3 separate regions of the Homo sapiens genome follow, and regions 2 and 3 are each linked to region 1. A link is a loop called in an ENCODE intact Hi-C map of the cell type or tissue named here. Cell type or tissue: PC-9. All regions are shown on one strand.

The links. Hi-C counts contacts between places; a loop is a spot of excess contacts. Peaks named below come from ENCODE experiments on the same cell type or tissue, not always from the same donor. Only the 100,000 strongest peaks of a DNase experiment are listed, where the experiment ranks them.
Region 2: a loop joins it to region 1, with 9 times the contacts of the local background. A loop is called at or near these places in 66 of 110 quality-filtered maps.
Region 3: a loop joins it to region 1, with 6 times the contacts of the local background. A loop is called at or near these places in 16 of 110 quality-filtered maps.

What each region holds. Positions count from the first base shown.
Region 1 is chr14:103,181,680-103,189,679 of GRCh38, forward strand. LINC00605 (long intergenic non-protein coding RNA 605) reads right to left here and starts at 7,349. Exons shown (of 3, transcript NR_033938.1): 1 at 6,913-7,349; 2 at 6,698-6,768; 3 at 5,542-6,591. It also overlaps the pseudogene GCSHP2. RefSeq lists a silencer at 7,418-7,467. In PC-9, CTCF peaks have their summits at 3,899 and 4,101; DNase peaks (open chromatin) are centred at 3,872, 4,202, 4,962 and 5,765; H3K4me3 peaks cover 267 bases; H3K27ac peaks cover 3,146 bases.
Region 2 is chr14:103,277,603-103,285,602 of GRCh38, forward strand. It overlaps the pseudogene RAP2CP1 and the pseudogene RPL17P4. Among named protein-coding and RNA genes, the nearest start is that of EIF5, 53 kb to the right of the region's middle. RefSeq lists enhancers at 3,809-4,607, 3,890-4,184, 4,608-5,405. In PC-9, CTCF peaks have their summits at 4,052 (motif pointing left) and 4,261; DNase peaks (open chromatin) are centred at 4,049, 7,199 and 7,349; H3K4me3 peaks cover 380 bases; H3K27ac peaks cover 2,151 bases.
Region 3 is chr14:103,074,512-103,082,511 of GRCh38, forward strand. No RefSeq gene overlaps it. Among named protein-coding and RNA genes, the nearest start is that of LBHD2, 5.7 kb to the right of the region's middle. RefSeq lists an enhancer at 303-894 and a silencer at 1,088-1,537. In PC-9, CTCF peaks have their summits at 1,183 (motif pointing right), 1,385, 3,930 (motif pointing right) and 4,130; DNase peaks (open chromatin) are centred at 610, 1,360 and 3,970; H3K4me3 peaks cover 1,549 bases; H3K27ac peaks cover 1,112 bases.

The sequences.
Region 1 (8,000 bases):
TTCCAAGTTATCTAAATTAGCTCCTATAAAGAAAAACAATCATACTACAAAAGGTTTTTCTTTACCTTTTGGTAGCTGGTCTAAAACCACAAAAATTTTATGTTTTATCAAGATAATTTTCTATGTTGTCTTTATTAGGCTTGTAATTACTTACAAAAACCTAAGCTTTAAAAGGGTTAAGGTTTTTATATCTATATAACTTTCTGCATTGCTTTCAAAGTCTTTTAATTATCACTCTGGTTAAATAAATATGATTTTACAATGCAACTCTGTTTTGATCAAGTGTTTTGAGCCTTTTAACGTCTTTGACAAACTTCCTGAAAATCAATCCTAAATTCAAGTCTCTTTTGCCTAAAATTAACTTTGAAATTTTTTAGATGGGGCCCTGAAAAGCCTCAAAAAATCTCTCTCTCATCTTATAGAGATACTAAATGATTAGGCTGATTTGGCAAATTACATTTTTTAAATGTCAAATAATAATTCATATTAGATCTTTTAGCTACATAGATGAGTATGTTAATATAAATATTTCAAAAAATATATAACTTTATAAAAATCTAATATGCTGTCAGTCATAATTCATAATTCTGGTTGTTATCGGTTGTTATCTTAAAGTGCTATCTATATGTAGTAGAAATAATTAAGTATCCTTTTCAATTGGAAACTTTCATCAGATTTTTAACCCTGGTGATGTGGTTTGAATATATGTTCTGGCCATATCTCATGTTGAATTGTAATCCCCGGTGTTGGAGGGAGGACCCGTGGAGGTGTTTGGGTCATGGGGGCAGGTCTGTCATGGCTTGGTGCTGCCTCACAATAGTGAGTGAATTCTTCTGAGATCTGGTCGTTCAGTGTGGCAGCCCCCGCACCCTCTCGCTCCTGCTCTGGCCACGTGAGATGCCTGCGTCTCCTTCACCTTCCACCATGATTGTCAGCTTCCTGAGGCCCTCACTAGAAGCTGAGCTGATGTCAGTACCATGCTTCCTGTATCGCCTGCAGAACTGTGAACCAATCGAACCTCTTTTCTTATAAATTACCCAGTCTCTGCTATATATTTCTATACAGCAATGCAAGAACGACCTAACACACATGGCTATGCTAAGTTTTTGTCATTCACTGTTATTATTTTAAACTCTTCTCTAAAAACGTTCACAGTCAGATTCATAGAAAAGACTCCAACAAGTACTCTTAAATACGGATCTCTAATAACTTTAAGATCGATGGACTAAATAAAAATTTCTAAAACTCTTATAAAAATTAATAGATTCATAAAACTAATAAAAATCAAGCAGAACAAAAGTTAATGACATAAAATTAAAGAATAAATGATAAAAATGATAAATAATAAATGATAAAAATATTTTTATAATTTTTATTTAAAATGTTATTGGCTCTTTACTCAAATGTTTTGTCTTCCAGATTTAAGAAAATCTTCTCTTTTAAGCTATCTATAATTTACTACAATTTGATAAAATACATTTTTTTAAACAAAGATAAAAAATTTGTTTTTTCTCCTCACTTGATTCCTCCAAAATGTGAAAACTATACGTGAGTATACTTATGACAATACGGTTATTTATATAAGTCCAATAAAATCTGCTCTGTTTATAACAAAATACAATGAAAAACACCGGTTACATTACCAAGACTGACTAAAATGGCATATTTTAAAATATACATAAAATATCTGACTTCGAGGGTCCTCAGACTTACAGTAAGTTAATAAAAACTGTCATTTTCTGGCAGGCCCAAGAACCTTAGGACTATGAGTAAAATCTAAAGTCTTATTTAGTTTGACTTTCTAGCCTCAAGAGATTTTTCATCTGAAATTCCTATATGATCAAAGTAAAAAGAAGAGTTATAGTCCTTAAAAAAAAAGCTATAATACACCTGTTATTAGATTGTAACTCTATGCACTGTTTTTTTAGTTCTTATCTACTTTAGACTAAATCCTAAATTATTCTAGGTTCCTCCAATCCAACTTTCTTCCATAAAATTAGCAAAATGAAAACTGCTCTGTTCCTGAAGCCCACTAAGCTAAAACTAAACTGATATTACAAAACAAAGTCCAAGGTGGGAGGATCCCTTGAAGCATCACTTGAAGCCAGGAGTTTGAGACCAGCCTGGGCAACAAAGTGAGACCCCTTCTCTGCAAATAATAAAATAAAACGAATTAGCCAGGTGCTATGGCATATATTAATACCTGTAGTCTCAGCTGCTTGGGAGGCTGAGGTGGGAGAATCACTTGAGCCCAGGAGTTAGGCTGCAGTGAGCTATGATCATGTCACTGCACTCCAGCCTGGGCAACATAGCGAGATCTCTGTCTCTACAAAAAATAAGTTAGCTGGGTGTGGTGGCACACGCCTATAGTCCCAGCTACTTCAAGCCTGCAGTAAATTAGGATTGCACCACTGCACCTCCATCCTGGGCAACAGAGCAAGACCCTGTCCCTAGAAAAACAAAAACAAAAACAAACAGTGACCAAAGTGCAGCGTGGAGACCCTCTGCACCCCTCCCTACGAACATGGCACTGAGTGGCGCAGTGTGGGTGGGCTGTGGGCTGCAGCTTGAGCGGGGCCTTGGCACCTGCCATGCCTCACCGGCTGAGGCCTTGGTGGCTGGGGATGGGCACGGTTTGTGCGTGGAACCCGCCCTGCTCTCGGTGCATGAATTCTCGGGGAAACGTGGTTGGAGAACAACAAGAAATGGTATGGGAACCGTGGGAATCAGGCATTTTGCACAGGAAGTATTGGGAGATGTTTTTACTGTAGTCTGCCTGAAGCTGGGACAAAATTGAACAAACAAGATGAATTTGGTGCTTTGGAAAGTGTGAAAGCTGTTCATGAACTCCATTCTCCTTTATCAGGAGAAGTAACTGAAATTAATGAAGCTCTTGCAGAAAATACAGAACTTATTGACAAATCTTGTTATAAAAATGTTTGGCCGATCAAGATGACACTGAGTAACTCTTCAGAACTAGGTGAACTTGGCCGGGCGCAGTGGCTCACACCTGTAATCCCAGCACTTTGAGAGGCTGAGGCAGGTGGATAATCTGAGGTTAGGAGTTTGAGACCAGCCTGGCCAACGTGGCGAAACCCCATCTCCACTAAAATACAAAATTTAGCTGGGCGTGGTGGCAGTTGCCTGTAATCCCAGCTACTCAGGAGGCTGAGGCAAGAGAATCACTTGAACCCAGGAGGCAGAGGTTGCAGTGAGCCAAGATCATGCCACTGCACTCCAGCCTGGGCAACAAGAGCAAAACTGTCTCAAAAAAAAAAAAAAAAAAAAAAAAAAAAGAACTAGATGAACTTATGAGTGAAGAAGCTTATAAAAAATACGGAAAAATCTATTGAGGAGTGAAAATAACCCCTAAATAAACTAGTATGAAATAATTTAAAATATAAAAATAAAAAACAAAATTAATAAAGTAAAAAACAAGTCTTATGCCTGATATATGAACCACACCAAAAGTTCACCAAATTGCACGATGCCGTAATCAGAGACAATCAAACCACAAACCAAGAGGAGCAGTTGACGTTTTCCCTGCTAAAAACAGCTGTTCCAGCAGCCATGGTGCCTGTAGTCCCAGCTACTTGGAAGGCCGAGGCGAGAGGAGTTAAACTTCAGCCTGGGCAACATGATGAGACCTCACTATTTAAAAACAAAAATTGAAAAAGAAACCTAAAAAAGCAGGTTTTCCGAAGACGTTGTTATAAGGCTCCATATAATAATGAGACTCTCACCCTCTCAATGCCATTCTTCATTTGGCAGGATAATGCTATAATTAAAATTTCACAATAAGTAACTGCTATAGGTAACTTGAGAAAACCTGACCTAAAAAAAAAAAAAAAAGAAATCCTTTTAGTCCACCTAGTGGGCAAATTTGGCATTTTCCCTAACACAGTTTTTTGTTCAAATTGTACTGGTGGTCCCTTTTATAAACCTGGCGTTCACAAAGTAGTGATTAATTCGATCCTGTATGAAATACTTCTCAGTGGCTATCACAGGCCTGGCCCAGTCTCCTCCATGGCCTTTTGTTTAATTTGTTGCCCTTAGGCTGGGGCTGTTAGTTCAAAACCACTTCTACGAACTAAGTTTATTATATTGTTGCCAATTTTTTCATTATAATTTTTAAATGTTGTTCTTAGTGCCTGTCTAATCTCAACGAAGCCAACTCTCCTAACAGGATAATACTTGCTCAACACCTCCAGATAATGACTAATGCCTACAAAGCAGATGAAATAAAATGTAATACTGGACTCCAGATGAAACTGCTTTGAGGCCAGGTGCAGTGGTTCACGCCTGCAACCCCAGCACTTTGGGAGGCTGAGGCGGGCAGATCACCTGAAGTCAGGAGTTCAAGACCAGCCTGGCCGACATGGTGAAACCCTGTCTCTACAAAAAAAAAAAAAAAAGAGAGAGAGAGAGAGAGAGGAAAAAAATCAGCTGGGGGTGGTGGCGCATGCCTGTAATTCCAGCTATTCAGGAGGCTGAGGCAGAAGAATCGCATGAAACCAGGAGGCAGAGGTTGCAGTGAGCCAAGATAGTGCCACTGCACTCCAGCCTGGACTACAAGAGCAAAACTACATCTCAAAAAGGAAAGAAAGAAAGAAAGAAAAAAAGTAACTGCTTTGAGACATTTTTTCCTTCTGGCCTCGTTATTACACAAATGTGGCCCAGGTTGCTGACTTAGACCCCGCCATGTTCCCTCCAATGTGGGACAGAGACAGCTGGCACAAGCCCATTACAGCCCCAGGGACAGATAAGCCTGGCTGCAGAACGGCTGGTTAGCGATGCTTTCAGAGAAATATCTTGATCAAAAGAGAAAAATGTAAAGCTAATCACACAAATTGGGTCATTCTTGTCCCACCCAACCAAGGGTCAAGAGGCCAGCGGGAAGGAGCACTCAGGGCACATAGAATTTCTCCAAGAATGTCATTCTCTGTAAGACCGGCTGCTGAAACTGCTGCCACCTGAAACCAGTTTACCTAATGCCTACTAAACAACCTGCTGACACGACTCGTTTTACCCTCTGCCCTCACTCATCAGTCGGAGCTTGCCAGCTCCCCAAACTCACCAGTGCCAATGAGCTTTCTTAAAGAGCAGTAGTAATATTTCTCCTCTTTATAAAACCTCCAGCCTTTCTTCATTCTTTGGACATCCTAAAGACCACTCACGCTACAGATATCCACAAATTACACTTCTTTCCCCAAATAAAACATTTTAATTTTGAGGATTCATCTCTGTATTTAACTTCGACACTGATAACAGGGAAATACGCAGCAAAGACACCTCAACCCCCAGGGGTCCCCTTCTAAGCACTCCCTCCCCCAGTCAGCCCAGACTTCCTAGGGGCGGGGAATGGCTGGGCAGCTCCACCTGTGACAATGGACTCTGCCCCGTCCCTGATCGAAATGACTGACAGCAAGCTCTCCTTCAGGCCTGGCCTCCCCGGAGTTCTCACTTAGCAAATGGCTTTCTAATGAGAGCACAGGAATTTGTCCCTATGTGTGGACTGACAATGAATAAAAGAAGCAGAAATCCATGGTGAACTTTATTTCAGCGAATAGAGGACAAAGATCAGCGACAGCTCCTGTGGGATTCGGGAGATTTGTCAGCCACGTAGGCATAGAAGATGGGAAAATGGGATCCACTTTTTTCCCCTTTGGGGCCAACCTGGCAATTTGTGTGCAAAGCACAGGAATTCCACACAAGGAATTTGGCGTAATAGAAGTAATTAGGGCTGGGCGTGCTGCCTCATGCCTGTAATTCCAGCACTTTGGGAGGCCAATGCAGGAGGATTGCTTGAGCCCAGGAGTTGAAGACCAGCCTGGGTACCATAGCAAGATCCTATCTCTACCAAAACAAAACAAAACAAAACAAATTAGCTGGGTGTAGTAGTGTACACCTGTCTAAAAAAAAAATGTAATTAGTAACAGGAATGCTCCAAACTCAGGAAAAAAAACAAAACAATATTTTTAAACTGCTAAGAAGACCAAAAATTATTTCAAAACCATGAGGTAAAATGACAGAGGTCCTGGTGAGGAGAGGACTTTATCAAGGGTGTAATGGAAGACGCTGGGCATGATTCACATGTTGTGGAGACCCCTGGAGAAGGGGGGCTAGAGTCAGGCAGGGGTGTGAGTGACCCAGGCACAGAAGTGGGGCAGGAGGGACTTGGGACCCTCCTTCTGAAGCTCCCCAGGAGGCTCCTCCTTTTACCTGCCCTTGATCCTGGAGTCCTCTCTGCCAGAGACAGGAGGCCACATGGTTCTCACCACCAGGCTAGTGGACAAATCCCTTTGTTTCCAGGGTGGGCCTGGAAGGGATTAGGTTACTTTCTGGTCCACACCAGAGGCTCCCCTAGAAGGCAGACAGCCCCAGGGACTGACTCAGGGACCCAGAGGCTGGGATGGGGGAGGCCAGGGAGTGAGGCCAGGGCAGGCAGCTGTGGGGGCTGGGCTGGGGAGAGGAAACAGTACTGGGGCAGAGGGGACGCCTGTAATCCCAGCACTTTGGGAGGCCGAGGTGGGAGGCTCATTTCAGCTGAGGAGTTCAAGACCAGCCTGGGCAACATAGCGAGAACGGTTCCTGGGGGAAAAAAAAAAAAGAAAAAAAGCATGAAATACAATGTGTCTATATTGAAATCTGTACTGTAATTGAGATGAAATACTGTGGAAAAACTCAAGGAATTTACCTAAATGCTCCGCAATCTAATTCCAAATACCAATGGTAATTCTCAATACCTAATTAGGAAAACATCACAACCTGCATTTGAAGAAAAGAGTAACGTTCAACTTCTAACGAGGCGTGCGATCATTTCGGCACTTGGAACATGAAACAAAGTCAAAACATTTTCAGGCAAGGTGAATTGCTGATCAAGTATCAGATGTCCAGGTCTGCTCCCCTTACCGTTGCGATTGATTCACCACTACATCTCTTCTGAAAGTACCACACGGTGTGGAATCCTCAACTTAAGTACAAAACACGACGAAACTGATTAGGAAAATCCATTTGTCAACTGTGGGAGGCTCTGGATGTGTAGAGTACCTAGACTGTGGTAACCCCTCCACCCTGCGTGCCTCCATCACATCATCCAGCTGTTCACCTTAAATAAATACAATTTCTATCCATCAATTACACCGCAATAGAGCTGGGGGCCATTTTTTAAAAACTTCCTCTGGCATGCAGCAATTGATAAGAACTTGCAAAGCTGAGAAGGCACCGATTTAAAACTCGCGCCAACGCGGCTGCGCGCCTTGTCCTCCGCCCAGGAACCCTGGAGGCCACGGCCTCGCCCGGCTCCTGCGCTGGCACTGGACGTCCCGCCGGCTGTACCTGGCGCCCCGTGGCCTCGCTCCCGACCGCTGCCCCGCAGAGGCCTCCCGACCGCCGAGGCCCTCGCCACGCCCGGGTGCCCCCAGGGGGCGCCGGCTTCCACCCACAGAGCTCCCCAGGCCTGGGCGGGCGCAGGGAGGGCGCGACCGGGGCGCACCCGCGCGGGAACTTGGCAGAGACTCGCGGGACGTGGCGGGGGCGCCTCAGGAAACGCGCCGCGGGGCTGCGGGGTCGAGGGGAGGGGACTAGTGTGCAGGGGCCACCCTCTCCCCAGCCCCGCCCCCCGAGTCCAGCTCCGCCCCTGATGCGTACCTGGCGGGACTGGGTCCCAGGGGCTCTCCGCGCTCCTTCTGGGGGCGCCACGTCCGGACCTTGTCCCCTGCTGAGGACTACCTCGCGGGCCGGGCGGGGTGAAGGGCGCTGTTAAGAAGGACAGTCCCGGGGAATGAGGGGCGAGGGGGAGAACGGGGTCGCCGGGTCGGGAGAAGATGACAGACGGGGCAGAGTAGAGGCTGCAGAGGGTCGCCCGGAGAGCGCGGGGGTCCCCCCACCAGCATCCCGTCGCCGCTTCCCGTCTGACCCCACCCGCTCCCCGTCCCCGCTTCCCGTCTGACCCCACCCGCTCCCCGTCCTCGCTTCCCGTCGGACCCCACCCGCTCCCC
Region 2 (8,000 bases), 96 kb after region 1:
GAGTAGCTGGGACTGGGACTACAAATGCATACCACCTTGTCCAGCTAATTGTTATTTACTTTCTTCTACTTTATTTGGAATTAATTTACTGGATATTTTTCTTCCTTTTTTTTTTTTTTTTTTTTTTTCGAGACAGCCTAGGCTGTCGTCTAGGCTGCTGGAGTACAGTGGCACAATGACAGCTCACTGCTGACTTGACCTCCCTGGGCTCAGGTGATCCTCCCACCTCAGCCTCCTGAGTAGCTAGGACCACAGGCATGCACCACCATGCCCAACTAATTTTGTATTTTTTGTAGAGATGGTGGTGTGGTTTGGCCGTGTCCCCACCCAAATCTCATCTTGAATTGTAGTTCCCATGATCCCTGTGTGTCATGGGAGGGACCCAGTGGGAGGTAATTGAATCATGGGGGCGGTTACCTCCATGCTGCTGTTCTCAGGATAGTCAATGAGTTCTCACAAGAGCTGATGCTTTTATAAGGGGTTTCCCCCCCTTTTGCTCAGCACTTCTTCCTGCCCCCATGTGAAGAAGGACTTGTTTGCTTCTCCTTCCACCATGATCGTAAGTTTCCTGAGGCCTGCCCAGCCCTGCGGAACTGTGAGTCAGTTAAACCTTTTTCCTTTATAAATTACGCAGTCTCGGGTATTTCTTCATAGTAGCGTGAGAACAGACTAACATAGACGTGGTCTCACTATGTTGCCAGGGCTGGTCTCGAACTCCCTGGGCTCAAACGATCTACCCACTTCAGCCTCCCCAAGTGTTGGGATTACAGGTGTGAGCCATCTCACCCTGCCTCCTTTCGACTTCTCGAGATGAATATTTATCTCACTGATTTTTTTGGCTCCTCTTCTTTTCCATTATAAAAAATGTGAAACTGAAATTTGCCCCTAAAAATGGCTTTAGCTGCTTCTCACAGATTTGATGTATGCTTGTTTTTCCTTTTTTTCTTTTTTTTTTTTTTTCTTTTGAGACGGAGTCTCGCTCTGTCGCCCAGGCTGGAGTGCAGTGGCGCGATCTCAGCTCACTGCAAGCTCCGCCTCCCGGGTTCCCGCCATTCTCCTGCCTCAGCCTCGCGAGTAGCTGGGACTACAGGCGCCCGCCACCACGCCCGGCTATTTTTTGTATTTTTAGTGGAGACGGGGTTTCACCGTGTTAGCCAGGATGGTCTCGATCTCCTGACCTCGTGATCCGCCCGCCTCGGCCTCCCAAAGTGCTGGGATTGACAGGCCTGAGCCACCGCGCCCGGCCAACTTGTTTTTCTTTCTCACTGGAGCTGGTTCCAGATTAGATCTGGTCGGACCCGGCAGGCACCTGGCGGGCACTGTGCGGGCAGGGAACCAGGGAGAGCAGGAGGGCGCGGGTCCGGGCCAAGGCTGGCGGGGGTCGCCGCGGCGCGACCGCCTCCTCCGCCCCGGCTCCGTGGGATGCGCGTCCGCCCTCCCAGGCCCCTTCCTCCCGCCCTCCCCCGCCCCCCGTTTTCCTCCCCTCCCCTCCCGACCCGCCCCAGGCCAGACCCCCGCGCGGGTCCTCGCCCTCCCAGGACCCTTCCTCCCTCCCCTCCCCTCCCCGCCGCGTCCCGGACCCTGCGGGCTGGTCCCGCGCCCCGCCAGGGCTGCCGGGGTGTGCTGCTGGGGAGCGTGGAGTGGGCAGGACCACGCTGGACACGCAGTTCGCGTGCGGCCGCTCCCCGAGCAGTGCGCGGCGTGGGCGGAGGAGCGGCTCCGCGAGGAGATCGAGGCGAACGCGGCGCCCGCGTTGCTGGAGGTCGTGGACGCGGCGGGCGCCGAGCACCTGGTCACGCTCCAGGACCTGGACATCCGCCACGGCGACGGCTCCGCGGTGCTCCCGGGCGTGTGCAGCGAGGCCTCGTTCCGGGCCGTGAGGCCGCCGAGCAAGCGCCTGCGCCGGCCGTGGGAACCCGGGGCCGTCCCGCGGGTGCTGGTGGGCACCCAGGCCGACCCGGACGACGGGCGCCAGGTGCTGACGGCGCGGGGCCGCGAGGGGCGCTCCCCGTTCCCGGAGGTCATGGCCAAGAGCCAGCGGATGGTGGACCGGGTGTTCATGCAGGCGGTGCGCGAGACGGAGGCCTTGGTCCCGCCCGAGGAGGAGGTGGAGTGTTGGGAAGTTTTCTGTTGTCCCCTGGACTCCATCCAGAAAAAGATGGCCCTGGTGGCAGCCTCGAAGCGCGGGGAGGGAGGCTAGGACTGGGGCCGCGTCGGGAACTGAGCCTGCCGGGACGCTTCTAACCCGCGCGCTGCCTCGAGTCCCTCCGGTGCCCAGGCCTTGTTCCCCAAGACCCACGGGTGCAGAGCAGAAGCGCGGCCCCAGCGCCCGAGGCCTGAAAGCTGTTCTTTACCTTCGCAGCTTTCCAAGTTACTATAATAGGTAAAAGGCAAGGGCTAACGTCTTAAGTATTTAATCGATTTCCTTATGCAGATTCTGCACTCGTAATTACTAAACGTGAGAGCCCAGGATGAACTATTCGGTGCATTTTTTATTTTTTTGAGACTGTCGCCAGGCTGGAGTTCAGTGGCGATCTCGGTGATCTCAGCTCACTGCAACCTCCGCCTCCCCGGTTCAAGCGATTATCCTGCCTCAGCCTCCCAAGTAGGTGGGACTACAGGCATGTGCCACCACGCCCGGCTAATTTTTGTATTTTTAGTAGAGACGGGGTTTCACCATGTTGGCCAAGATGGTCTCGATCTCTTGACCTCGTGATCCGCCTGCCTCGGCCTCCCGAAGTGCTGGGATTACAGGCGTGAGCCACGGTGCCTGGCCTATTGGGTGCATCTTAAAGCAGCGATATACAGGATAGTAAATGGAAACGGAAACGACTACTTCTGTATTTTAACTAACAACAGTGATTCATTCTGTTGGCAGTTTTTCTTCTTTAAAAGATGCCTTACTGCTTTAAGCCTGAATGGGCAGAATGTGCTTTCTTCAAATGCAATTTGTGGTATGTTTTTTTGAACTACCTGGTTCTGAGAATTACAGTTTGGATTTGGAGCACTTCGCCGAAGTTTAGATCTTAGTTCCATGAAGTTTCCATCTCATTTTCAGTGATGAATTGAGCAATCACTTTTTCCTTTCTGTGTGGTCCTAAATATAGTTACGACCTACTTAGCACAACCTTGCAATTGGATATGTGTCGCTGGCAAATTAATTTTATACCTAAAGTGAGCCCAGCGCTGGCTGTCAGTTTTGTAATTAACATCTGGTTGACTATGCTATGCACAGGAAAATGGAGCACAAATAAATTGTTTTTAAACTTTGCAATTCTTACCATTTGACTTTGTGAATCATATTTAAAGCACTATGTTCCAAGATTTCTAGATGCTGTCGGATGGCTTTACCATTATTTTTCAGGAGTTTGTTTGTTGTAGAGAAAACTCCAGGAGGTGAGAGGAGAGAAAGCACCCGGTTATGCAGCAGGCATTGCACCTGTGTTATTAGCGGCAGCTGCCTTCATACTTTGCCTGAATTCCTGGAATTTTTAAATAGTGAAATAGGTATGGAAACCTATGAAGAATAGGTCATCTTTTTGTTGATTTTTAGCGCAGCAACCTTTATCCAATTCTTTTTTTTTTTTTTTTTTTTTTTGAGACTTGCTCTGTTGCCTAGGCTGGAGTGCGGTGGCGCAATCTCGGCTCACTGCAACCTCCACCACCCGGATTCAAGCAATTCTCCTGCCTCGGCCTCCTGAGTAGCTGGGATTACAGGTGCCCGCCACCATGCCCAGCTAATTTTTCTATTTTTAGTAGAGACGAGGTTTTCCCGTGTTGGCCAGGCTGGTCTCAAACTCCTGACCTTGGGTGATCCACCTGCCTTGGCCTCCCAAAGTGCTGGGATTACAGGTGTGTGTCACCACGCCCAGCCCTGATAATTGTTTTTAAACGCAGTAAGTTTTATGACATTTTGGTTTGGGTGTTTCTTCGCCTTGGGTTGGATAGCTGTTCTAGGAAAACCAATTACTGCAGCTCACTCCGGCAAGGGAGGTGGGGGGTGCTGATCACATTTCCCTGCCTCAAGGGCAAGTTGTCCTCACCAAGCTGCTCCCTCCCTCTGCTGGAAAGGAAGCAAAACACCAGCTGCTTTCTGCTGTGCTCTGGGCTGTGTGGGGAAGTGCAGGGGCAGCAAATGGAAATCAGCAACATCTTGTTCCCAGTCCTGACACCCCTGGCCAGCAAGACCCTGCTGAGCCATGCTGGACAGGATGGGATGGGCCTCACGCAGATGCCACGGCTCTACCCTGCTCGGCTGCTGGCTTGTGGGAATGCTCCGGGAGAGCTCTGTGGCCTGGTCCCTCTGGATCTCAGCCTCCATCCAGGAAAAAGCACCCCATATTCTCTAAACAAGCCAGCTGCTCCTTTGAACTCCTGACGGCATCACACCCTCCCACTCCCATCCAGTTGCTCAGCGGTGAGCTGGCTGCCAGCTGCTGGACAGGCCGAAGGACAGGGCAGTCACCTTCTGCTCATGTGGGCATCTAAGCCACACCCACCCCTTTCCCCAACTTACACCATCTTTCCCTCTCTCTGTCTCTCTCTGTCTCTCTGCCTTTGTCTCTGTCTCCCCGCCCAGACACCTCCCTGCCTATGGGTGCACGCACACACCAGTGGCAGGCCCTGAAAGTGCTTCCTCATTGAGTCAAGATAGTAGATGGGAAGCCATGCCGGGTGAGAGGGCAGAGAATCGGGCCATCCTCAAAGACATGAAGATGCATTTCTATTTATTCATCTCCCACAGTATAAAAGAGGCTCATGGCAATGAGAGTGGACGGCCATAAACTTAACCAAGTGGTAGCCTCAGTCACAGCCGCTGCAGCAGAGGTGGCATCTACTGGAAGAGGTCCACCCTGGCTGGCGCTTGGCGGACGGCCAACCGAGCTAAAGAATGCAGGCCGGGCGTGGTGGCTCACGCCTGTAATCCCAGCATTTTGGGAGGCCGAGGCGGGCAGATCACCTGAGGTCGGGAGTTTGAGACCAGCCCGACCAACATGGAGAAACCCCATCTTTACTAAAAATACAAAATTAGCCAGGCGTGGTAGCGCATACCTGTAATCCCAGCTACTCGGGAGGCTGAGGCCAGAGAATCGCTTGAACCCAGGAGGTGGAGGTTGTGGTGAGCTGAGATCATAGCGCCATTGCACTCCAGCCTGGGTAACAAGAGCGAAGAGCAAAACTCCGTCTCAAAAAAAAAAAAAAAAAAAAAAGAATGCATCCACTCCCACTGGGGATGGAGGATGGAGGGTGTCTGCATTCACCTAGGACAGACAGACGTGCACATTTTTGGGTTCTCTCTTCCCCTAAACCTCCTGAGGTAATCTGTGAAAATGATTCGCTATTCACTTAACCCGGAAAACCCCACAAAATCATGCAAAGAGGTTCAAATCTTCGTGGTCACCTTGGAACACTTGTGAAACTGCCCAGGTCATCAGGGGTATGCATATATGAAAAGCCACTAAGGATCTGAAAGATGTCACTTTACAGAAGCAGTGTGTGCCATTCCAACGTTACAGTCAGGGAGTTGGTAGGTGTGCCCAGGCCAAGCAGTGGGGCTGGACACAACGTTGGTGGCCCCAGAAGAGTGCTGAATGCTTGCTGCATATGCTTAACAATGCAGAGAGCAATGCTGAACTGAAGGGTTTAGGTGTAGATTCTCTGGTCATTGAGCACCTCCAAGTGAACAAAGCACCTAAGATGTGCCACCAGACCTCCAGAGCTCATGGTGGGATTAACCCATACATGAGCTCTCCCTGTCGCATCGAAATGATCCTTACTGCGAAGGAACAAATTGTTCCTAAACCAGAAGATTGCCCACAAGAAAAAGATATCCCTGAGGAAACAAAAACTTATGGCACAGGAATAAATTCAGCACTAAAATAAATGCAATGAAGAGTTTTTTGTTTTTTAAAGTGCACTTCGTGATCTTGTTAACTACCCTGCTCTCGATCACTTCTTCTGAAGGAACTTTAAGGTTCTTGACACTCCACAGAACAGTGTGCGGGCTCCTGGTAGTGAAGACACCGTGTTAACCCATCTGATGGACAGGAAGTGCTGCTCCCGTGCCTGGTGATGGCAGGAAAGGAGCCGCTGCAGCAACTGTGGTCACCGGAAGCTTGGACCCTTCGAGGATAAAGGTCTGAGCCATCCCAGAAACCAACAGCCTAGCCCAGCTGCGTTGCCGTCCCAGAGTAAGGAGGGTCTAAAATGAGTGGTGAGGAAGGAGGTGAGGGACATTACTCACAGCCTTGAGATCAGCGCCAGGGTGGAGACTGTACTTAGACTTGTCCCGCCAACCCCACTGTGTATTTTTGTTTAGAGAGGGTGCAACCAGCCACCGAGGTGAAGAATCAGTCACAGGACAAGGTGGATGCGGGGCTGAGTGGATCCGAGTCGTGCAAGCAGCAGGCACAGAGTGGGCCTCTTGCCTCGGGAGCCTTTGTCTCTGCTGCTGGCATTCTCTGGGCAGAGCTGCCTGCTTGGCCAGGGCCGGAGAGCTTGCATCCCCAGGAACAGCCCACAGGAACCAGTGGCCATGTACCCCAGTTTCCTGAGCCTTGGTGGGGCGGTTCAGAGGGAGATCCTGACCTGATGCTTTTGAATCTCAGCAACCCTGAGGCCGAATCGCTCCTGCTGTTACTTGATTTGGTTGTGTAAACCAAAACTAAAATTCTAAGCCACCCGACGGACTGAATGGACCCACGGACCCCCTTCTTGGCCAAAGGGACTCAAAGAAACCTGAAAAATTAGTTCAGACCATGATGGGAAGGGAGGGGTCAGACACGCCTCGTTATAAGCCCTCCTGCCTTTGGAGTTCAGGCACAGCTGACCAGCATTACATTAAAACGGAGACCTTAAGATGGACAAACAGACTCTTTGCAGCAATAAGATACCAAAATTCCAACCTGACTCTAATATAGTGTCACATGACAGATAGCAGACCCTGAAGGAAATCAAAGTATTTACCCCAAAATATGTTTTTGACATGGTCCTGCACAGCTGCCTCTTGTGGGGGAAATTTGCCTTTTTAGAGAAACTCTTTCCCTTACTGGGTCTTTTCCAGAGAGCCTGATAATCTTTGAAAGGTCTCAACAGGAAGTATTTGCCATCTATTGCCTCTAAGGGCAGCCACCTATGAGACTCATCTACATAATAAAAACCTTGGTCTTCACAACCCCATACCTTATCTGAACCCAGACATTCCTTTCTACTGATTCCAGGTCTTTAGGCAATAACTTAACTCTTTCAACCAATTGCCAATCAGAGCCTTTGAAGCCACCTGTGATCCATAAGTCCCCTGCTTCAAATTGTCCTGGCTCTCCGACCCAACCACTGTATACCTCATATGTATTGACCGATGTCTTCTATCTCCCTGAAACTGAAACGTGTAAGGCCAAGCTGTAGACCAACCCCTTGGGGCACGTGTTCTCAGGAGTTCCTGAGGCTGACTCACAGGTCATGGCTCTCACATTTGGCTCTGAACAAATCTCTTCAAATATTTCACAGAATTTGGCTTTTTCTGTCAACAGTGGTGTGAGCAATTAAGTTCAAAGGGTAGCAACAACTCTATCCCCTTCAGTTTCTCTGAAACCTCTTTTGCTTCTGTAATAGGAAATGTTTATTTGAAAACGCAAGGAATGACGCACTTGATGTTGTGTATGTTGGAGCAAGCTGATGGCATAAAATGAGGAGTGGAGGACTATGTCCCAGGGTCTACTAGAATCTGTGCCCTCTAACCTGGAGGAAGATTTTCAGGACCCATACTTGGGGTCGTTCTGTCTTTACAGAACGTGTCCCAGGCGTGTATGGAAACACACTGGAAACAGAGATCACCTGTGTTTAGGCTCTGACTATATAGCTAGTCATGAAATTTCTCAGTGATAGGGTATAGATATATATGTTCAAATTCTCTAGGAGGCTGGGCACGGTGGCTCAAACCTGTAATCCCAGCACTTTGGGAGGCCAAGGCAGGTGGATCACCTGAAGTGAGAAGTTGGAGA
Region 3 (8,000 bases), 110 kb before region 1:
TACGCCATCTTTATAGGGCTTCCATGATTCAGTGAAGCCATCTGGTTTCAGGCCAATTGCCTGGAGAGTGCCTGCTCACAGGACATGCGGTGTGAGCTGAGCTAGGATTATGGCGTAGCTCTCCAGCACACTTGTGCACTATACACACACATACCATTTCCGTCTTACCCACCACCGTACTAAGGAGGACTTTTTAAGAAGGGGCACACACTTTAGAGTTAATGTTTGTTACACAAAGGTGGCCCACGACAATTAGTGCTCATTTAGCACGTGCCTGGCAGCAGGACCTTGCCCACCTCTGTGAACAGGAGCTGCCCCTTAGTGAGGTGAGACTGTGCTGGCCACACGGCAGGACCTGGCCATCCCCAGAGCTTCCCAGCTGGAGGCTGCCAGCTGCTGCCCTCAGCAGTGAGGAGTCCTCAGAGGCTCTGGAAGTTACAACCCTGACCCTCCGCCTGAGACCTGAGCCCTGCCAGGCCTGTCTGTGTGCACAGCACCAGGGTTAAAGTGGGGCCAAGTAGGGCAGGCGACAAGCAAGGTCCCCTGCGGTGGGCGGGCTGAGGGTGGGGCAGGCTGAACTCTGCCAGCCCAGGGCGGGCCGGATGACCTCAGCTCCGGGTGACACCGGTGGGCGTCGGGTGTGGCCTCAGACAGCTCCCTTCCTCCCCGGCTGGTTGCCAGGTCAACACCGGGTGGGACTAGCCTCTGGTGTCGGCAGTAGCCCCATGCTCCCGGCCTTTGGGTTCTTGCATGCGCCGTCCCCATCACCTGGCTGCCCCTCTCACTTCCGTCTCCACCTGTCCCGGGTCACCTGTCCTTCAAGCCAGAAATTAAGGACAGCACCCCCTCCCAGACCGCCTGGCTGCAGTCCCGGGATGGGCGCTCCTAGTCGCCTAGATCGGGCCCCCGCTGAGCCCGATCCCCCTCCCCGCTCCGCGCCGGAGCCGAGCTCCCTGCGCCGGACCAGCAAGCGCCCGGGCCTCGACTTCCCCTTCCGTGCAATGGGAAGCAAGCCTCGCTTTCCTATGAGCAGGGTGTCGGCTCCGCGCGGGCCCCGGCCCTGGATCCTGCTTGGCTTTGCCTGGAGCCTCATTCTCTCCGGCTGTGCCGGGGGAGGCTGGAGGCGGCGGCGAGGGGGACAGGAGTGTCGCCCGGCTCCTCCGCCCGCGGCCGCCGAGGGACGTGGTCGGGCGTTCCTCTCTCGAGCCGGGAGGGGGCGCTGGAGCACCGGGAACCCGGGGCCGTTAGCACCGCCCCTCCTGCCGACGCCCCGCCTCCGGCCGCGTTTCCCCGGGCCTGGTCCCGCTCCGCTCCGCGGCGCCTCCTCTCCGCAACTCCCACTAGGAGGGCAGACCCTCAGCCGGAGCCGAGGCCGCGCCCCGCAGCCGCGCCCCGGGGCTGCCCCTGTGGGTGGAGCCTCTTAGGACGACATCCAAACACCCCGGGCGGGCGCGGGACTCACGCCGGGAATCCCAGCACTTTGGGAGGCCGAGGCGGGCGGATCACCTGAGGTCAGCAGATCGAGACCAGCCTGAGCAAGATGGTGAAACCCCGTCTCTGCTAAAAATACAAAATTAGCCTGGCGTGGTGGTGGGTGCCTGTAATCCCAGCTACTCAGGAGGCTGAGGCAGGAGAATCGCTTGAACCTGGGAGGCGGAGGTTGCAGTGAGCTGAGATCACGCCACTCTGCACTCCAACCTGGGCGACTGAGCGAGACTTCGTCCCAAAACAAACAAACAAAAAAACCCACCAAAAAATAAAAAACTGAAACCGTATTTTTTTTTTCGACAGGGTCTTGCTCTGTAACCCAAGCTGGAGTGCAGTGATGCGATCACGGCTCAATGCAACCTCAACCTCTCCGGGCTCAAGTGATCCTCCCACCTCAGCCTCCCAAGTAGCTGGGACTACAGGCGCCGCCACTCCTGGCTCCTTTTTTTTTTTCTTTTTTGAGACGGAGTCTGCCTCTATCGCCCAGGCTGGAGTGCAGTGGCTCGATCTCGGCTCACTGCAACCTCCACCTCCCAGGTCCAAGCAATTCTTCTGCCTCAGCCTCCCGAGTAGCTGGGACTACAGGCGTGTACCACCGTGCCCGGCGAATTTTTGTATTTTCAGTAGAGAGGGGTTTCACCGTGTTGCTCAGGCTGGTCTCTCTCTCGTGACCTCCAGATGATCCGCCCGCATGGTCCTCCCAAAATGCTGGGATTACAGGCGAGAGCCACCGTGCTTGGCTAATTTTTTTTTTTTTTAGATGGAGTCTCTATCTGTCGCCTGGGCTGGAGTGCAGTGGCGTGATCTTGGCTCACATCAAGCTCTGCCTCCTCGGTTCACGCCATTCTCCTGCCTCAGCCTCCTGAGTAGCTGGGACTATAGGCGCCCACCACCACGCCCGGCTAATTTTTGTATTTTTAGTAGAGACGGGGTTTCACTGTGTTAGCCAGGATGGTCTCAATCTCCTGACCTCGTGATCCGCCCGTCTCGGCCTCCCAAAGTGCTGGGATTACAGGCGTGAGCCACCGCGCCCGGCCAATTTTTGTATTTTTAGTAGAGACGGGGTTTCACCATCTTGGCCAGGCTGGTCTTCAACTCCTCACCTCGTGATCCACCCGCCTCCGCATCCCAAAGTGCTGGGATTACAGGTGTGAGCCACCGTGCCCAGCCTACTTTTTAAAAAAAATAATAATTTTTTAGAGATGGGGGGGATCTCACTATGTTGCCCAGGCTGGTCTCGAGCTCCTGGGCTCAAGCGATCTGCCCGCCTTGGCCTTCCAAATTACAGTCGTGAGACACTGCTCCTGGCCATAAAAAACCCCTCTGAAACTGGGTGATTTGTAACACATCCAGAGGGAAACGTCTGGAAACTGCTGTCAACCAATACTTAGGGGCTGGGGATTTAGTGTGGGAGAAGACAGCTGGAAGTCCTTGCACCAGGGCTTCCTAGCAGGGTGAGATAGTCCCAGGAGAGGCTGGAGGCCTCTTCCAGTCACCTTCTTCTTTCACTCTCCATCCACCCGCCTGGCCCCTCCAACCTCCACCAGGGTTATTTATTTATTTATTTATTATTTATTTATTATTTATTTTTTGTTTTTGAGACAGAGTCTCCCTCTGTCGTCCAGGCTGGAGTACAGTGGCGCGATCTCCGCTCGCTGCAAGCTCCGCCTCCCAGGTTCACGCCATTCTCCTGCCTCAGCCTCCGGAGTAGCTGGGACTACAGGCGCCCGCCATCACGCCCGGAGAATTTTTTGTATTTTTAGTGGAGACGGGGTTTCACCGTGTTAGCCAGGATGGTCTCGATCTCCTGACTTCGTGATCCACCCGCCTCGGCCTCCCAAAGTGCTGGGATTACAGGCGTGAGCCACCGCGCCCGGCCCCAGGGTCATTTATTTAGGACCCCCTGCCTGCCAGTCTGCCAAGGGGCACAGGAGTTGGTCCTGGACCTGCCCTGTCAGAGGATCATCACGATCCTGTGGCATAGGGCCACAGTGCTCACATGGCCCAGCCTGGTGGCATGAGCCTGTGCAGTCCCAGCTACTCCAGAGGCCGGGGTGGGAGGATCTCTTCAGCCTAGGAGTTCGAGGCCAGATTGGGAAACAGCAAGGCTGCATCTGTTAAAAAAAAAAAAAGAAAGAAGGGAAGAAAGAAAAAAAGGAAGGAAGGGAGTAGCAGAGAGGAAGGAAGGAGGGAAGCAGAGGAAGGGGAGGAAGGGAGGAAGGAAGGAACGATTATATGTAGCAGAGACATGCATATAAAACACCCAAAGGAAGGAAGGAAGGAGGGAGGGAGGGAGGGAGAGAAAGAAGGAAGGAAGGAAGAAGGGAGGAAGGAAGGAAGGATTATATGTAGCAGAGACATGCAGGTAAAACACCGAAGTGGTGTATTGTCACTGCGCAGTCCTTGATGTTGCCCAGGCAGTCTGCGGTGTCTTACTCCAAGACGGCCACAAGAGGGTACTGAGAGCAAGCCTTTCTGGCCCAGGGCCAGGCTTTCCGCTTCCAGTGGAGCACCCCAGTAGATGCAGATGCCGCCCTCACCTCCGTTCTTTTTTTTTTTTTTTTTTTTGAGATGGTCTCACTTCATCGCCCAGGCTGGAAAATGCAGTAGTAGGGCAATCACGGCTCACGGTAGCCTCAACCTCCTGGGCTCAAGTGATCCTCCCAACTCAGCCTCCTCAGTAGCTGGGATTACCAGCATGCACCACCACACTCAGATAATTTTTTTCGTATTTTTTGTGGTCCACTATATTGCCTAGGCTGGTCTTGAACTCCTGGGCTTAAGTGATCCTCCTACTTCAGCTACCCAAAGTGCTGGGATTACAGGCATGAGCCACCGTGAGCAGCCTGTTCAAGCTTTGGAAGGTGTGGAGGCTGGGGAGCAGGGCTGGGAGAGGGTAACGATAGCCTCAGTGCAGCCAGAGGATGTGAGGGACGCTGCTTCTTCACTTAGTCCACCCCATGCCTTTACTGCATTGGCAGGGATGGGGAGGCCCAGAGAGGGCCAGGGGCTCCATAGACACACAGCAGACGCTGGGCATGGCCAGGCACAGCTCCTGCCTCTGGATCTGCCAGTCTCCTGTAGAGAAAGGCCCATGGCAGTGGCAGGAGAGAGGGGGAGAAGCAGCGTATCCGAGGCTCGAGGCAAAAACGGGCCCTGAGGCCAACTGTGCAGCTCAGCTATGAGCTCCAGGCCTGTCTTTACAGATGCTCCCTGCCCCAGACTCAATGGCTTGGTGGCTCAAGGGACTTGAGCATTTCCTGAGTACCCTATGCCCCATTGGGAGCAAGCCCTAGAAGCTGGGAGGCCCCTGCCTACCAACACCTTGGATGACAACTAACACCTTAGGTGATAGTTACCACTTGCACTAACAAGTTGGGAGAGCAATTTCTGCCCAAGTGGCAAGGGGGCGGGGTGGCCTTTTGGGGGATAGGGCGATGGAAGGGGAGCATGCCAGCTGACTTTCTGACGTGAGGGTGTCTGGGTCTTCAGAGGGTGCGGTTGCAGCCACAGTGATAAGGGTGTGAGGTGTCTGACCTACTCTGGCATTGGTGTGTGACACTAGGCCAGGCCCCTGTCCTTCTGGTCTGTGCTCTTGCCTGGAGCAGTGTACAGATGTGGGGAGCCCCTTCTCAGAATGTAGATGACTGGGGTTCTTGTCTGCCTCAAACCCTCCCAGAGCTCCTTGCTGCCCCCACATCAGGGATTGACCCCTCTGCTGGGCATTCTCAGCTTTGCACAATCTCTGCTACCTTCTTTTTCCAGTCTCACCTCCCGCTATGCCCACATCATCAGATCTCCTGAGCTGCAGCCACAGTGCCCAGGTCAGGCCTCCACCTACCCTGCTGTGATGCCCCCTTGCCCATCTTCCTCCTGGAGAACTTGTGCAAAGAGCTCTATCCATCCCACATCCAGGAGAACCCAATTCGCATTTTCACAAAGACACTTCTCTGCCTGACCTGGTTCTCCGTTTTGGACCATTGGATCGTGAATTTGGATTGGGTCTTATTTCTCTCAATGATCCCAGAATCCAGCATTGACATGGAGTCAATAATGCTTAATATTAATATTTATTAATACATGAATGTATTGTTTATGAATGAATGGGCAAAAGAATGGTGAGAAGATGGATGGATGAATGATGGGGATGGGTGGCGGTGAGATGAAGTGAGGACAGTGGACTGATGTTTATGTATGTGGATAATATAAGAATATAACTTAAGGGTAATAGATGAACACATGGACGAGTTAATTACTAGGTGGCTGGCTGATTGGTGGGGGATGAATAACTGTCTGTGTGAGTGATAGTGGATGAACGATGGACATAATGATGGAATGAGTATGTGGTGGGTAGAAGAATGTATGGCTAATGATTGGATGGGCACTGGAAGCATGGTAGAGGGTGATCCTAGATGGTGGATGGATATAATATGATGGATGGTAGATGCATCTATGTAGTTGGTGATTGATTAAGTGATGAAGAATAGATAAATACACAGTAGATTGATAGATGGAAAATGGACGGACGTGGATGCTGAATTGTTGGATCGATGGATACCACATGAATCCATACATAGTGGATATAAACTGCAGGCAATAAGTATTAATAGTAGATGGTGGATGCTTAGTGGGTAGATACATCATGGAAGTGTGGATGGATGGTGGATAAATAGTAGTGGATGATTGTGATGGATCTATCCACAGAGAATGGATGGGCAGATGGGACAGAAATACCAATGAGTATATGACTGATGGATGGATCATGAGTGGTGGACAAGTAAATGGTGGCTGCCTGGTGCATGAATGGGGACTGGATGGCAAATAAATGAATGATTGCTAGCTGGATGAATAATGGGTTGTGTGCTGTGGAGGTACAAATGGAAGGTGGATGTGGATAGATAACAACTGGATGGAATCTGGATGACTAATGATGAACAGGTGCTGAGCGGATGGATGAAGGTTTAAACAGTAGGTGGCTACAACTTGGAAAAGTGATGCATGAAAGATGAATGGTGGGTGTGTAGATGGAGAGGTGGTAAATGGATGCTTTAATGTACAGATGGAGGAAGATGGATACATAGCAAGTGGGTAGAGTGGATGATGAATGAAGATGGATACCGAATGGAGAAAGAATAACGAGTGTGGGATGGGCATGAATAGTGACTGGATGGATGGTGAGTGGATTGTAATGGTCGATGGATAATGGCAAATAAATGCTCACTGCTGTCTCTCTACTCTGTCCTCAGCACCTAAAACAATGTTTGGCACATAGAAGGCAGTCAATATTTTTTTCTAGAATGGATGAATATGAATGGATGCTAGATGGTACTTGGATGGATTTTGGATGAATAGTGAATTTTGGCTGGATGATGGGTGGATAGATAGAGGATGTTGTGAGATGGATAGTGAATGAATGGATACGTGGTGGATATGGATAAGAGATGGTGATGGTAGGCTGGGTGTGGTGGCTCACGCCTGTAATCCCAGCACTTTGGGAAGCCATGGCGGGTGGATCACCTGAGGTCAGGAGATCGAGACCAGCCTGGCCAACATAGAGAAACCCCGTCTCTACTAAAAATACAAAAATTAGCTGGGTGTGGTGGGCACCTATAATCTCAGCTACTTGGGAGGCTGAGGTAGGAGAATTGCTTGAATCCAGAGGCAGAGGTTGCAGTGAGCCGAGACTGCGCCATTGCCCTCCAGACTGGGTGACAGAGAGAGACTCTGCCTCAAACGAACGAACAAACAAACAAACAAATAAACACCAAAAAAGAGATGGTGATGGTAGATGGTTGGTGGATGGATGGAGGAATACAGTTAATAGAAATATGAATGGATGGCAAATGGTGAATGACTGGTGGGTGAATTGTAGATGGGTGACTTGTTGCTGATTGGATGGAGGTTAAGGGATAAATCAGGACAAATGAATAGTAGAGTGATGATTCACAATTAGATATGTGGATGGAGATGTGAATGGTAGATGGATGTGTTAAATATCTGATGGAAAGCTGTTACATAGTGAGTGATGGATGGATAGGTGGTGGATGGATCGATGGTGAATGAATGTTGGATCAATGGGTATTTAGTGGTGTATTGATGCTTGGTAAATGGTGGGTGCTGGTGGTGAATGGATGGGTGCATGATGGATGGGTGGTGGTTGCATATGGGATGGTGACTGGAGATGGATGGTTAATGGACATTGGATACTGGACGGTGGTTGAATGGTGGATTGTGAATGGATGGCTGGTGGTTGCATGGGGGAAGGTAGATGGTGGATTGTGGATGAGATGGATGTTGGGTTATTGATGGTAGATGGTGGACTGTGGATGGGATGGATGTTGGGGTATTGATGGTAGATGGTGGATGGTGGACGGGATGGATGTTGGGTTATTGAAGGTAGATGGTGGACTGTGGATGGGACGGATGTTGGGTTATTGAAGGTAGACGGTGGACTGTGGATGGGATGGATGTTGGGTTATTGAACGTAGATGGTGGGCCGGGCGCGGTGGCTC